2 separate regions of the Mus musculus genome follow, and region 1 is linked to region 2. A link is a loop called in an ENCODE intact Hi-C map of the cell type or tissue named here. Cell type or tissue: left cerebral cortex. All regions are shown on one strand. Each heading gives the region's core, and the rest is flanking DNA. Links, peaks and the distances in the headings are about the cores only.

The links. Hi-C counts contacts between places; a loop is a spot of excess contacts. Peaks named below come from ENCODE experiments on the same cell type or tissue, not always from the same donor. Only the 100,000 strongest peaks of a DNase experiment are listed, where the experiment ranks them.
Region 1: a loop joins it to region 2, with 5 times the contacts of the local background. A loop is called at or near these places in 2 of 42 quality-filtered maps.

The regions. Positions count from the first base shown.
Region 1 is chr11:42,065,228-42,070,617 of GRCm38, reverse strand. No RefSeq gene overlaps it. Among named protein-coding and RNA genes, the nearest start is that of Gabrg2, 67 kb to the right of the region's middle. In left cerebral cortex, for the core only: a CTCF peak has its summit at 2,593; a DNase peak (open chromatin) is centred at 2,600.
Region 2 is chr11:41,334,150-41,339,539 of GRCm38, reverse strand. No RefSeq gene overlaps it. Among named protein-coding and RNA genes, the nearest start is that of A230004M16Rik, 370 kb to the left of the region's middle. In left cerebral cortex, for the core only: a CTCF peak has its summit at 3,357; a DNase peak (open chromatin) is centred at 2,081.

The DNA.
Region 1 (5,390 bases), core at 122-5,121, 730 kb before region 2:
AACCAGAGACACTGAAACTTATAGAGGAGAAAGTGGGGAAGAGACTTGAAGGTAGGGGCATAGGGGAAAAATTCCTGAACAGAACAACAATGGCTTGTGCTGTAAGATTGAGAATTGACAAATGGGACCTCTTAAAATTGCAAAGCAATAAGGCAAAAGACACTGTCAATAAGACAAAAAAGGCCACAAACAGATTGGGAAACTATCTTTACCAATCCTAAATATAATAGGGGACTAATATCCAATCTATATAAAGAACTCAAGAGTGTGGACTACAAAAAAATCAAATAAACCTATTAAAAATGGGGTACAGAGCTAAACAAAGAATTCTCGACTGAGGAATACCAAATCGCTGAGAAGCACCTGAAAAAATGCTCAACATCCTTAATCATCAGGGAAATGCAAATCAAAACAACCCTGAGATTCCACCTTACACCAGTCAGAATGGCTAAGATAAAAAATTCAGGTGACAGCAGATGCAGGCGAGGATGTGGAGAAAGAGGAACACTCCTCCATTGCTGGTGGGATTGCAGGCTTGTACAACCACTCTGGAAGTTCCTCAGAAAATTGGACATAGTACTACTCGAAGATCCAGCAATACCTCTCCTGGGCATATACCCCGAAGATGTTCCAACTGGATATATGGGCTCATGCTCCACTATGTTCATAGCAGCCTTATTTATAAAAGCCAGAAGGTGGAAAGAATCCAGATGTCCCTCAACAAAGAAATGGATACAGAAAATGTGGTACATTTACACAATGGAGTACTACTCAGCTATTAAAAACAAGGAATTTATGAAATTCTTAGTCAAAGAGGTGAATCTGGAGGCTATCATTATGAGTGAGGTAACCGAATCACATAAGAACACACATGATATGCACTCACTGGTAAGTGGATATTAGTCCAGAAACTTAGAATACCCAAGATACAATTTGCAAAACACATGAAACTCAAGAAGAAGGAAGACCAAAGTGGTCTTTTTCCTTTTTAGAGTGGGGAACAAAATACCCATGGAAGGAGTTACAGAGACAGTGTTTGGAGCTGAGATGGAAGGAAGGACCATCCAGAGACTGCCCCACCTAGGGATCCATTCCATAAACAACCACCAAACCCGGACACTATTGCACATGTCAGAAAAATTTTGCTGACAGGACCCTGATAAAGCTCTCTCTTGTGAGGCTTATGCCAGTGCCTGGCAAATACAGAAGTGGGTGCTCACAGTCATCTATTGGGTGGAACACAGGGCCCCAAATGAAGGAGCTAGAGAAAGTACCCAAGGAGCTAAAGGGGTCTGCAACCCTATAGGAGGAACAATAATATGAACTAACCAGTACCCCCAGACCTGTGTCCCTAGTTACATATATAGCAGAGGATAGCCTAGTAGGCCATCAATTGGAGGAGAGGCCCTTGGTCTTCGGAAGATCATATGCCCCAGTCCAGGGGGAGTTGCAGGACCAGGAAGCAAGAGTGGGTGGGTTGGGGTACAGGCATGGTGGAGGGTATAGGGGACTTTGGGGATAGCATTTCAAATGTAAATGAAGAAAGTATCTCATAAAAAAAAAAGAACACTTACTGTCTCAATTTTGTGTATGTAGTTGTTTTCTCCCTTTGAGGAAAACCTCCTCATCCTGAGTTAGTACCAATGAGACAATGAATCCTTTTCAAGGTTACTTACAGCTAAGAAATGGATTAACTCTGTGCAACATTCCATAGTCCCTGATGAAGTCCTGTCTCCTAAATTATAGTACTCCTTTGGTTTCCTCTTGGGAACCAACTTTCTTCCCTTGAATATTTAAACATTACAAAAACCCCAGTAATTTGTATGCTAGTTTGAGTAAATTGTTTCTTTTTTCACACACAAACTACAAATGCTCCCTTTTTAAAGTGTCCTTTTGCTGTAAGATGTATATCTTACAGCAGAAATCATTTAGAAACATTCCAAGGAAATATTTTTATTTTTCTTCTATTTATTTTAGGACATATTTCAAGATGACTTTTCTTCTTCAAAAGAGAAGCACAGATCCAAATGTGTCTAAATAATCAGACATCTAAGCTGAAAATGTTGCTATTCCATTCTATTCACAGCCAACACTAATGGCTCTATTTGTTCAATATCTTCACTTAATTGCTAGCCTCCCCTTCCTAACAGAACACCATGTAAAGGTGTGTAGGATACATTATACCCAAAGTTGGATAGGATTATGAGCCCACAATGAATTTGACAGACCAGTTAAAATATCATCCTCTTATTCTTTGCAAAAGAATGTTTTATTTATCAGTTGCCTCAGGCTAACTGAATTGGGAAAAAAATGTCCACAATTATGTTAAGTCCCATTCTTTATTTTATTTTATTTTATTTTTTCCAGCTCTGTTCCTATTAAAAGTGTGGCTTTACCATCAGAGGGAAACAGCACCTTTTCTCAATGGTATAATTGGAGTTATTTTTTCCAGTGTCAAAAAAAGTTTGTCTTGTTGGGAACCATTGCACCGACTGTGAATGGTGAAGCTGTTAAGCTTTTACTATTTACTCTTTATTCAGATTTTAGGAGAACCTGAGGACCAAACTGCCTTCCTTCCTCATTACCTCCATCAGGGGGAGCTCTGACAGTGTTTCGCCTAGCTGGGTTTCTCTTGGCAAACTACAAGCTAGTCATTTACACAGCTCTTTAAAGTGTATTGAACTTTAAAAGCCAGAACACACACATTTTCTGTCCTTTCTCTCGCTGTGTCACAGCATGGTGTCGATTTTTTTTCTTAAATCGTTTTTTAGTATGTATCTTACAGTTCAGGATATGTTTTATCTCTGTAGAAGCATGCTTAGTGCTTCTTCCTGGGAACTCGTTTTACACAACCAAGAATGAAACCTTGTCAATCTAGTTTATATGGACTGCTCTAACAGAGGACGCTAAAGACTCTGGTTAGAGGCAGGAAATAAGGCAGTAATGACGGAACTAGGCAAAGCAGAGTTTCTCCAGTATAATGCCCTGCTGATTTTCATGTAAGACAATAAATAGATATATACACATGTAATTGAAGCAGCTCTAAGAATTAGCTTTAGTACTTACTCATTTTGAAATGTTGAGTGATGTAACTAAAACTTAGATGAAGAATCTACCAGGATCATACAGCTTCTAACGGAGAAGACAGGCTCTTCCCCAAAGGACAAATGTTTATTATGCAAAATGTACACAATTGTGTCCCATTTTACTAAACAAATAGTAAAATGAAGGAAAAACTAAGGAAGTCATACTTTTTATTTCGGTGTTCCTTTTTAGTGTCAAGAAGTACCTAATTCTTTTCATTTAGTGTTCTTTTCGCTTTTGCTAATATTTCAGTTTTTCCTGTGCAGAATATTAAGTTCCAGCAAGGATGGAGGTAAAATGAATGAACAGAACGGGCAATGATGAGCGAAGTGCAGGCAGCTGAGAATCACACACTCAAAGGACACATCCTTTACCAAGCAAAATAACACCTCAAAAATACAATGCAGAGCACACTAAGATACTGCTGAGTAAGAAAACTGACAGAACATTTCTGAATTTTGCTTCATATCACATGTATTTTTCCACATTCTAATAATCAAATGAAAAATGAATTGAAGAAAGGAGCTTTTCACTACTGTGTTCCATTTTGGTGCATATAGAACCTAAATGAATACAAATCAGGTTGAATATAAAAATAACCTCAGGTTTGCACAGGCGGAAGATTACTGTTTATGCATGTGGTCTGTATTATTCCTTTCTTCCCTTCTTATCTTTGAGCATCAAAGCAACAAGTATAGCAAATTCCATAATAAAATCTGGACATCATTTTTGAAAACCCATATGCCATTATGTTAAATCATTCACAAGGTCATTTCTTTCTTACTAAGCATTTTCCAAATTGCTTAAGTAAGACTCAAAATTGCCCTTCCTTCCAGCTCCATCCCTTAGAACTTCGTTTTCTCTAAGTATTCTGACTGGTCTCCCATAATCTTTAACTTGCCTTCTGTATTAAGACTTCCGTGCACAGGCCCCACTCTGCACTACAACCCAGCCATCTCTTTGCTCTCTTTAGAATGCACCCTTAGGTCACCACCAATGCTCAGTGTTTTGCTCGGCACCACCATGCATCTACCATTCATGGTCTTCTATCAAATGCAGTCATTCTCCAATTGTCTCTAGAAATAAAATTTCAATAACAATCCATGTATTACTCCTTGCCACCCCTGACTCTGAAAACAAGTTTTTAGTGACTTTTCACATCCTCCAAGGGCCACTGGCTCTTCTCCATCTAGTATTTCTATCAGGCACTAGGAACAAAATAAGTAGAGTTGATTGTTGTACACAAGGACTCAGTAATGGGAAAGGTTGACAAATGGACTACTGTAATATTCAGGAATACTGAATATTGCTTGATACAATGAATGATGTCATAGGTTAATAGAGATTAAAAACCTGATGGATAAATATCAAGGTAGTAGGAAATCTATACTTCACACACCTAAGGGATATTTGATAAAATGTACATGAGAAACTAAAGTACAAATATTAAAAGGCAGTGAATGAGAAAAAGAATGTATTAAAAGATTTGTCCATACCATTGGAGATTTATTTTAACCTAAAAAAGTAGATAGTTTAATCCTAATTAAAATACTTTCTGCTACAATAGATTTTAATTGGATGTTTTCTCTTCTGATAATTGCATAATTTTTCCTCTTCTGTCATCTTTTTTTTCTCATCAAAATTTTATGCTACAAACTAACCAGAACACAATTCTTAATTACTCATATTGTATCTTACGGTGTTATTATTGACAATGATATGGCTGTGCTACACATCTTAATTATTATTTTAAGAAGTTGGACAGTTTCATCTTGTACTTAAAATGTTTTGCATTTTTATTTATAATACATATTCTAATTTTAAATATTTTAAATATTTTGAAATAAAGTAGGAATAGCTACAAAATTTGTTGTTCATTCTGCCCATTTCCATCAGGCAGATAATCCTACCTAATTATACTGTAATGCATATATTTCACATCAGCACTATATGCTCATAGAGAAGTCTGCATTTTCATCACTCATGTGTTAGTGTGGCTACCGGCACATTTGCAGTGTAAAGGAAACACAGGGGCAGAGAGATGTTCCTGCCACAAGCATGTCATAGGCACTTGTAACCCTTCTCCCAAATCCTTAAACTGCAATCACCAGTCAGTGCTACCCTACACCATTCCTGCTTAGTACTACGAAATCATTTATTTAAAAATAATACGTGCTTAAATAGCTATAAAAATAGATGCTTAAGTAAAAATTATACACTTCCAGTAAACTGAATTAAATGAACAATAGTTCATTTAACCCTGGTGATGAGACAATTCAAAACTAAATTACTTTAGGGAATAATGA
Region 2 (5,390 bases), core at 257-5,256:
ACAAAGAAGCTCTGTTTCAAAATCAGTAGTTCTTCATAAATGAGAATCAGTTCTAACCAAAGTACAACTTTAAAAAAAAATTTTTGAAGCTTCCAGAAGTTTCCAGCTACAAGGAAAGAGTTTTGAAATTTTGTTAATTTTTTAATGCTCTCAGTGAAACAAAACTGATGGCTGTAAATAAAAATGTGATGAAAACACTGAATTGGACCACTCTATGGGTAGAAAGAAATGTTTTCTGAAGATCAAACATCCAAGGATATCTCTACGTTGGATAGCCCAGGGCAAAGATTAGCAAAATGGCAGAAAAATCAACAGACTTTCTTTGACAGTCAACTCAGTGGGGATCTTTGAATGAATAGCTGCTATTGTGATTGAACTAGATGGCCCTACCAGAGATATATGTCCATAGACCACTAATACCCAAAAGAAACACCACCAAACTTTATGAAAAACTTCTACAGATGAGAAAACTGAGCGTTACAAGATGCTCAACATACTGTTTCAGATTATCAAAATCAGTGATAAAAGCCTACGTCTCCAGGATTCATGCACCTATGCTGGGGAAATCAAATTGGCTCTCCTTGGATTCACTATATCATTGTTGTTCAAGAAGGTAATTATTTACTAAATGTTTATTTTTTATTCTCTCTCTCTCTCTCTCTCTCTCTCTCTCTCTCTCTCTCTCTCTCTCTGTGTGTGTGTGTGTGTGTGTGTGTGTGTGTGTGTGTGTGTGTGTGTGTGTGTGTGCTTTAATTCTGAATCCTCATTATCATCCATGGAATATATTTCTGAAATAGTTCCTAAGGACAGCACAATGAAACTAGTATAGCTAAGAGCCAATTTAAAAAATTATCCTAAACAATGGCTAGGAAGAGAATAAGGGAGAAAGACAAGAAGGCTGCTTTTGAGTAACACTGAATAACAGGACACTCATGAGTGAACAATCACAACAGTTTGTGTTGGGAACTGCACTGGAGGTATTAATGCACAGTGCATTTTAAGAGCAAGAGAAAGGTATGAAGCATTAAGAGAATGTAAGATTTCCCAAGGGGGGAAAAAACTTAACCTGAGAATTAAAAGGAACATGAAATATTGCAGACTAAGAACATATTTTAAAAATAGAGTCCATGTCAGATATACAAAGACAACAATTTTTAGCAGATATCAAACTTGTAAGCCTACTACTTTTCAACATTTCTTTAACATTTCTCTTTGAACTGAGTAGAACATTCCTTTAATCCCTAAATCTATCGCATCCATTTGAGAAAATATATGTTATACACTTTATTTATGCTAGGCTGTTTATTTGGAAGTGAGTCTGTTTTCTTGCTTGACAGAAGATAAGAATAAGGAGAGGTTATTGGGGAGAGACAGAAAATGGACTCACAATGTTTATAATTTTCAAAATAATTTTTCTAAAGAAAGAAAGATACAAAATTAATTTCTTCATAATAAAATAAGGACAAATGTTTTGCTGTAAAATGTCTTTGAGAAGACAATCTAGATGCTTTGATATCTGACCACTATCCAAGGACTAATGATACTAGAGTGAATTAAATATAGTAGGAAGGGTTCACAGGCAGGAAGGTTAATGAGACAATAGAGAGAGAGGCATCGGGTTATAAGGAGCATCCATAGGTTTCAAAACTGTGTATGAGTTTTTCAGAAGAAGCAGCTAGAGAACGTGTAGAGACCACTATCCTTGAACTGAAGATTAAATATGCCCAGTCTCTTCGAGTTGATTTTGTTAGGAAATTTCATCACATTAAAAAGAAAAGAAATGAAGATGAGAGACAAAACTGCATGTCACATTGAAAGCAGAATGCCAACTTCATTTTGGTTGTAACTATAATGTAAATAATGGGGCAGAGTGGGAGAGAACTAAAGAAGTAGTTATTTGTAGAAAGACTACAGATCTTAAAATTCTGTTCATACTGATACAGCAGCCTATCCAGTTTCAGTATCAGCAATCATACTGAAGCACACAACTTTCAGAAATATTTTCTATTAGCCTAGGCAGTAGTAGCTCAGAGCATTTAAAATCCCACAGATTATAAAAGTGAGGCAACTGCACAGTTCAGTTCCATGGGTTTCAGAGGAAAGCCACGTTTCATATTAAAGACACCCAGCACATTTCAAATACAGCTGGCTGAGGAAAAGGACTGTGCCGGATTCTTCTCTTGGCCAGCATAACCAAATGAAATATTGTTGGCAGGGAAACAAATTACACAGTTCACTGCTCAAACCAGTGCAATAAAACCACCTGTGTGGATGTCCTTTTGTTTGCTTTAAAGCTGCATCGAAGTTCTCATTTTAACAACTCAGTGTAATTTCCAAATCCCAATTATTTCAGTCCTGAGAGTCAATAAATCTAGAAGATGCCACCTTTTCTGTTTCTATTTTCATGTAGTTATAAGCATAAGATTTGTATATGCAACTATAAGCTTTACTGTTGTGTCTAAAAACAAACACAACCAATAATAGAAAACCTACCAATAAAACAAACAAACAAACAAAAAGACAGTTCCATGGGTATTATTTTCATAGATGTAATGACCAAAATTCCTAGGTGTTTGATTTCTGACCCTGAACAAGGGACTGAGGTGCATATTTTACATAAAAAAGCAGACCTGGACTCTAAGTTCTCCCAACATCCCTTAGTCCTCTTCCCCCAGAGGTTCCTCACTATATAATCCAGACATTTTCTGCTCTCTGTCTGTCTGTCTGTCTGTCTGTCTGTCTTTCCTCCCTCCCTCTCTCCCTCTTCTTCTTCTCCTCCTTTTTCTTTCTCTGTGCATGTGTTGCCCCCACACCCCATCCATGCATGGCAACTCCCCTGGCCTCAATCCTTGGGGCCAATGAACTCTCCCAAGAACAGTTTCCCAATAAACTGACCTTTAGTATAATCTAATCTGGCTTGAACTGGTTTATTTTCACTGGCAGAGACATAAACCTATCACTAGGATTTTCAGTAAGGCAGAAAGGGAAGGAACTGCCTTCCCCTTTCAGTGGATTAAAATACAAATTCTGTAAAGACCCTGTAGAGATAATATATTTCCCCCCATCATGAAGTTTTCTTTCAAGATTATTTTATGCAGTAGAGCTAAAGAAACAGAAGGAAACTTCATCATGACACTATATTTACGTTGATAGATTTTAATCTGAAAATTCAGTTTAGTCTTAGATGATTTTGTCACACTGCCAGTGACTGGAAGCCAATAGAGCTTTTGTTAAGCAAGGAAGCACTATTAGAAGAACACTGGAGCAGACCATAAAACCCAACAAAAGCAAAAACACCAAGAAGCTAGATATATATGGGGTACAGTGGAGACACTAGTGGCCTAGAGAGGTATTGATTTTACTGGACCTATCCATTAAATTGCTTCTACAAACAAGAACAAGCATTAAATACCACCCCATGAAAGCTAATTCTTTTCCTTCAGCTTAAATTTCTTTCTCATAAAATACTGACTCTGAATCTTTTACACACTCACATGTCCTTTCATAGACTATTCATATGTTTATTACTTTAACAGTGATTTGCTCAAGCATAAGATCACAGTACAGATTTAACAATAAATATCATAAACCTTATTTTCATTTATTAACCTTATTTTCATATTGCAAATGTAGTTGGATATAACCATGGAGACCAAATTATACTATGTTATTCTTAAAACACTAACCACCCAAAGGGCATATCTTAAATCCCTTTTAAATATGAGATTATAGATAAATTTAGAAATTTCTTTATTATTGGCACTAATCTTCTCAGTAAAGAGATTATAAATGACAAGTTTTTTTTCCCTGTCCATTTGGCTACAGGTTTCCTATTTAAGATATAGAAGATCACTTCTGCTGCAAATGACTGAATTTTGTATACTTAACCTTACGATTCAGGCCTTAGAGATGTGCATATGATCTTCATAATCTCTGCCCCTAAATCCCACAGAAAAGGATTAATTAGTTGACATAAAGAAAGTATCTTCCACAAGATCCAAACTGTTGCCTAGAGAATCAGCCACTATGCCCTGGAGCATAAAAGAGGCTCCTGCTGCTCTCTAAAATAATTCACAACAGGGACTGCTGGGGAAATTTGATGTTCTTGTTTCCAAGGAAACATATATGGCTTAGTAGACAAGAGGTCATAATTCACCTCTGTATTTTAATTTGTATGTAAACCCTGTATCTTTCTTTTTATTTCTAAATTTTAACAGTTTTACAGTTTGTTCAGCTGTTGAAGCTTGGGAAGTGTAACATGATTATCAAGAAGATGGGTAGCATTCAATTTTAAAAACTGAATATGTCTCTCTGTGTGTATGTTTATTTGGACAAATGTGAGTGCAGGATAGTCAGAAGCTCAAAAAAGACATCTGATGCTTTGGAACTATTGTTACAGGAGACAGTGTACCTTCCAGAACAGGTGCTGGGAACCAAGGTTAGGTTTTCTACAATAGCAGCAAGGGTTTTCAGCCTCTGAACTATCTCTGTAGCCAACACACATTCAATTTTGATAGCTTATTCAGGGAGACATGACAGAAAAACACGTGAACTTGTTCTGAACTAATAGATAACCCCATGGATTCTACAATCAGAATTATAGAAAATCATATCAAACTACATCCATGCTTCTTATTTGTGATAAGCTATTTCTAGAAAATCAGAAGAATGCCTTTAGGAGCTCAAAGGCTTAACAAATGGCATGGTTTGGGTTTAACATGCATAATCTTATTTCAAAGTTCAAAAGTGTAGTCTCAACAGTTTCTATAATTTTGCAAAGTAGACTAGCAGTGTGTACTACAAGCTATAGGCACTCATTGAAGGAAATTTTCAGAGTTTGTTGTCATATGTAGTTCATGCCTGTATTTCCAGCATTCAGAAATCTGAGGTAGGAAGTGAGGCATAAATGAAGTACATACATAGTTCCCTGCCAGGCCAATATACAAAGAAAGACTTTACTTTGGTAATTAAATAAATAAATTCTGAAAATATACCTTCAAAGTGATTGGGTATTCTTGTAGAAATCCTTATAGAAAATATTTTTTCTCATTTCTTGGTAAAAATAAAAAATAAATGGCTATTTAAACTAACAGCCTCATTAAAGGTTCTACTTATATCTCTTTCTAAATCCTCACATACCCTTGCCTTGCTGAGGTTCAAACCCAAGGCCCTGTTCACACTAGGCAAATGCTTTATACTAAGAAATGCCAGTTGCCTGGGTCTTGATAAGCCGAGGTCATTTTAAGGAAATGATAACATCTACAACTGTACATGGAAAAGGGTGCATAACATATTAAAAGAAATCCTCTTAGTGCTTTCAGAGATCTTGATTTCCTTGTCAACTTGCTAGCATTATTAATAGATTTTTTTCCGTGTCTGTCAGTACCTAA